2 separate regions of the Mus musculus genome follow, and region 2 is linked to region 1. The links are chromatin loops, found by intact Hi-C in ENCODE. Cell type or tissue: left cerebral cortex. All regions are shown on one strand.

Evidence for each region. A loop is a pair of places that touch in the nucleus more often than their neighbours do. Peaks named below come from ENCODE experiments on the same cell type or tissue, not always from the same donor. Only the 100,000 strongest peaks of a DNase experiment are listed, where the experiment ranks them.
Region 2: it touches region 1 in a loop (2.5-fold over the local background); 15 of 42 quality-filtered maps call a loop at or near these places.

The regions. Positions count from the first base shown.
Region 1 is chr12:108,492,891-108,495,390 of GRCm38, reverse strand. The region is part of intron 4 of Eml1 (echinoderm microtubule associated protein like 1); the gene reads right to left. Among named protein-coding and RNA genes, the nearest start is that of Evl, 61 kb to the left of the region's middle. In left cerebral cortex, a CTCF peak has its summit at 959 (motif pointing right); a DNase peak (open chromatin) is centred at 975.
Region 2 is chr12:108,421,979-108,424,478 of GRCm38, reverse strand. Eml1 (echinoderm microtubule associated protein like 1) reads right to left here and starts at 1,663. Exons shown (of 22, transcript NM_001043335.1): 1 at 1,218-1,663. The coding sequence starts at 1,284. In left cerebral cortex, a CTCF peak has its summit at 1,496 (motif pointing right); DNase peaks (open chromatin) are centred at 1,016, 1,392 and 1,808; H3K4me3 peaks cover 2,174 bases; H3K27ac peaks cover 2,035 bases.

The DNA of each region.
Region 1 (2,500 bases):
GCATGATTGACAGTCTTGTGATCTGTGTGCCCTGCGGAAGCCGGAGTCCCGATTCCATGTCACTTATGCATTGGCTCACAGGCAGTGGGAAGAAAGGTGAGGGAAAGGCAAAAAAAAAAAAAAAAAAAAAAAAAGACAGCAAGGCAAACCTCCTGCGGTCATAGGAACGGGATGCTGGAGCCAGACAGGAAGCCAAAAGACACCAGGATTCTTTGCCTCATGCTGACAGTCACAAAGGCAAAAAGATGCCCAAACCTTGAATCCCGTGATTCTGTGCGGTGTCCAGAAAAAGGAAAATGCAGTTTCAGGTGCTGGGGAGGTGTCTAGGTCATTAAAGTGACTGCCACACAAGCCTGAGGACCAGGGTCCAGATCCCCAGCACCCACACAGAAAGGCTGTGCAGGTGGGGGAGGAGTCTGGGGGAGACAGACTGATCGAAGAAGACAACTGATATTAACCTTTGGCTCGCATACATGTCCATGCAGGTGAGCGTGCGCGTGTGCACGCACACACACACACACACACACACACACACACACACACACACACACCTATAGACAATGGTCCTCCAAGAAGAGGAAGTCCACAGGGGAATTCCCCACGGGATGCTCAGGTCTCCAGGAATCTGAGAAGAGGGAATGGCTTCTAGGAGCAACTGACACAGGTGGGCACAAAAGCCAAAAGTCGTGGTGGGAGAGGCATCAAGGGCTACTGGAGTGTCTGTGTTCCATAGATCAAAGCTATGCAATGCAGCTCACCAGGGGACACAGGCTGCTTTGCTTCTTCATCCACAAAACGGACAGAACCACTTCAGGACTGAGCAAGACAGGACAAAGTGCCTTCACACTGCTGCCAATGACTTCCCGCCTAACCAATGTCACCCACAAGAAGCCACTTTAAGGGACTGGAGATTTAACTAGGACTCCAGCACAAACACTAAGGCTAAAGTGTGGTGCTAGTAATCAGCCTCTAGGTGGCGCTCCTTACCAGTTTCTTAAACAGTTCTAGATTTATTTATTTATTTTTTAAATGTAATTTCATGCATTCAAGGAATGCTTAGTGGGAGGTTTTCGTGTTTCCTGCACTCTGCAAAGTGCTGCAGGGCCAGAGACTAAGAAAGGACAGTGTCCCTGCTCTCTTAGAGCCCAAGGGAGGTCATGGGTGGGAATGGGTAAAGATGGAGGAGGGCTATGGACAACCGCAGACACAGGCTGTCTGCAAAACACCTACCTCAGGTGGGGGCTAAAAAAGGGGCTCTTCAGCTGAGCCTTGTAGGGTGAGGTAAAGTCTGTTCAAACACTGTCACTCCCACTCTAGACTCTGAAGCACCAGAGGGAAGACCACAGCTGGGTGACATCTCAGAGTGATGCCTGAGTTTAGGTAAGCCACCTGCTGTGCTTTGATGATTTGAGCGCCATTTTTTTTTAAATCAGTTCAGGGCTGTGTCTTTCTCAGTGAGCTACACGTCCAAACCCTTTTCCTTCTTTTCCCATTGCTTTGTGTTGTGTCTTACAGAAACTGAGGAAACCAGGGTCAGCCTGTTTCCGTGCTGTCAACAAGTCCCGCGAAGGTGAATCAATCTCTTCGCTCGGCCCATCCCATTCCCATCCTGCCTTGCATCATGCCACACATATAGTAGGTCCAAGTGAAGCCCTGCTGTAGGCTGCACGAGTAGGGTGACAGACATTGTCCAAGCACCTCGTTCTTCTCTTTTCAGGTTGGGGTAGGAGGCACAGAACTCCAAATGCTTCTGTGACGGTTAACTTCAATTGATCTAGCATCGCCTGGGGGGACCATCTCCCTGAGGAACTGTCTGAATTGGGTTAGCTTGTGAGAACGTTTCTTAATTGGGTTAGTTAGGAGTGGAGGAGAGCCCATCCTCAATATGAGCAGCACCTCTTGTCTTGGGCTGTGTAAATGCAGAGAGGGCTGGAAGAAGGCGCATTCTCTGCTCTGTGGGTGTGTTGCCTGCATGTATGCCTGTGGCCCACAGAGGCCAAGAGAGTGTTGAATCTTCTGGAACTGGAAGTACAGATGGTTATGAGCCCCAACTCCCACGACGTGGATGCTGGGAACAGAACCTAAGCCCTCTTCAAGAGCAGAAGATGTTCTTAGCTGCTGAGCCATCTCTCCAGCCTCACGCTCTCTGCTCCTGTGTGTTTAACTTCCTCACACTCCTGCCACTGTGACTTTCCTGGAGTGACAGACCCTAACCTGGAACTGTAAACTGAAAGAGTTGCTTTTCATCACAGCTATAGAAACAAAACTTGGGCAGTCCCTGAGAAGAGAGACACATAGGCTGTGACCTTGGAACGGAGCAACAATAGTCCTAGGTACACAGGCACCTGCAGGCCAGCCTGGTGTGGAGGATGCTTTGGAGAAGAAGGTACTCAATCCTCGGAACACCTGTGAGGTCCATACTATTTCGATGCTGAAGAGTCCCTATTCCCCAATCTAGTGATTTAAAATCATGGAACACAAAGTGGCAGAGCCGGGATGG
Region 2 (2,500 bases), 71 kb after region 1:
TCAGCCAATTAAGGAAACTATTCAAAGTGCTAATTGAAGAATCTAGACAACCTACCCGGGAGCAAAAAGATTCCCATGAGTCTACACTGTAAAGTATCCCAGTGATCGGCGGAATACCAAATACAGTCTATCTGCCCCACATGAAAATCATAAGCTGAAAAACCCAAGTACGTGTATACATATAGTCATTAAAAGAAAAAGTCAAATTCCACCAAAGAAAAATAGTATATTGAGTGAATCAACACATTTGTTCCTCTTAATGCTCTCGTTTGCAAACAGGTGGTACTAAACAAGAAATGTTTCCCTAGATGACAATTACAACTGCAATGTAATTTTTCTCCAGTTGTTCAAGGGTCTGGGATTGAAATTTATCCTGACTGCACTCGAGAAAATTCTGTAAAATCCACATTTCACCCTTTAACAAACTTCTGATAAAGCAATAACTCCCAACATGCAAAAAAAAAAAAGTGTGGTAAACTTTTGTGCATGAATTATCGCACATCATGTTCTGATAAAATATGCAGAGCGCGGTGAAAAATCTTTCCCAACCCTGCTACAGAGACTATAAAATCTTTACAGCATGTATGATTCTATATATTTTTAAGATGCCATATTGGTAGCGCGGTGGTCTCCTCCCTGTAAAACCTGCCACACACATAGTCACATATAGGGAAAAACAAATCTATGATGCCGTAAACAAAATAAATAAGGTCTAACACTTTTAAGCCAGGTCCACCCAGGCTCTGGAGCACATTAAACCGTGATGATTCCATCCAAGTGACCCCAAAAGGATTCTGGAGGTCCATCTGCAGCCAGCCCTGCGTGCATCCTGCAAAGGTTTTGTTCCAGCAGTGATTTGTTTGCTGAGTTCTGCATCCAGCACCGTCCAAACAGATGTGAGTTTGGAAGCGAAAGAGCAACACGTCCCCGGAACGCCGAGGTTGCCCGGGCCTCCCGGCTCCGGGGCTCCCGGGCTCTCGCGCGCGCTTTCCGCCGCTGCATCCGCTGGGGCTCTGGGAACCACAGATCCGCCCTCGCCCGGAGCCTGGGGTGGGCATGGGGGATCCCGGGAGCCCGCAGCCGGGGAGAAGCGCGGCCCCGCGGCCCCAGCACAATGCGCCGGCGGGAACCAGAGCGACTTGGCGCGGCCTCGCCCGCGGCCCGGCCTGGCCCTCGCCACTCGGTCCCCGTGCCCCTGTCCTCCCGCCCACGCTCACCGTTGCAGAACTGCAGCAGCGAGGACGTGTCGTACAGGCTGCTATAGCTGGAGAAGCCGTCCTCCATGCTGAGGCCGGGCCGCGCCCGCTCCGGCCGCGCTCACCCACACACTGCGCCCTGCCGAGCCGCCGCGGCGCTGGCGCTGGGGCCGGCCCTGCTGTGGCTGCCGCCGGTCACCATGGCAACCCGGGCCCGCCGCCGCCGCTGCCGCCGCCGCCGCCGAAAACGAGCACCCGGCACCCGCGCTGCCCGCGAGGGGGCGGCCTCGGTGGCATGGTCCGGAGGAGACGTGGCGGGCGGGGCGCAGAGCTGGGCGAGCCTGGGTCCCCGCCCTGGTCCCCTCCCTGGTCCTTGCTCCTATGATCTACAGGCAGAATGCTACGGGGTGGGGGTGGGGGTAGAGGGATAAAGGGAGAGAAAGCAAGGGACGCTTACAGCCCGTTCCCGGACCCCAGGGACCCTCTTGCCCACCCTTTCTCCCCCTCGAGCTGTCCCCCCCCCCCGGGACCCCGGACAACTGCTGCTCTAAACTTGGACCACGGTGGCGCTTGCTATCAGCATAGCGCCTCCCACCGGGCCACTTCCAGCAAGGCGTATCCCCTGGTCTGCGTGTTCTCCAGCTCAGGGCTTGTAACTCCACAAGAACCCATGTCCCTACCCCAAGAGGGGACCAAGGATGCAGAAAGAGATTATCTCATTCCCCTTCCTCTGTGACCAACTCGTATGACGCTGTCACTTTAGACTAAATTGTTACAGACCCATAGATCTAGGTTCACCATCAGGCAGAGAATGTCAGCTTAGGAATATTGTAAAAAGCAAACCCAAGAGTCAGTAGCACACCCAGCCTATATATACAAGCGCCAGCTAGGTTAACGATCTGAGCCTTACTCCCCATGGCTAGAAATAAAGATAATGCCAAGTGACAATCGAGAAAGCTAGAGAGAAAGGAATGCTTGAGCCGAAGGTGGGTTCTGTCCACTAGAGGTAAAATTCTGAAGTTTTCGGTATTAACTTCCAGACCTTGAATACAATAGTCACATAATAATAATGGACTAGAAAGTTATCAAGAAAACTTTCAGACCTCTCCGGGGCTCTGGGGTCTCTCACACTTCATTAGAGGACAAGGCTAGGGATGGGATCTGTCACTCTGGTCCTCAAAGATGTAGGCAGAAGAGATGTCATGCCTGGTCTCTGTCCTAGCTAAGGAGACCACACTTAGAAAACAAGGCTTTTGGTGGAAAATATGTTGTGGGTGGAGACGGAAGGGCTCCAGATGCTGCTA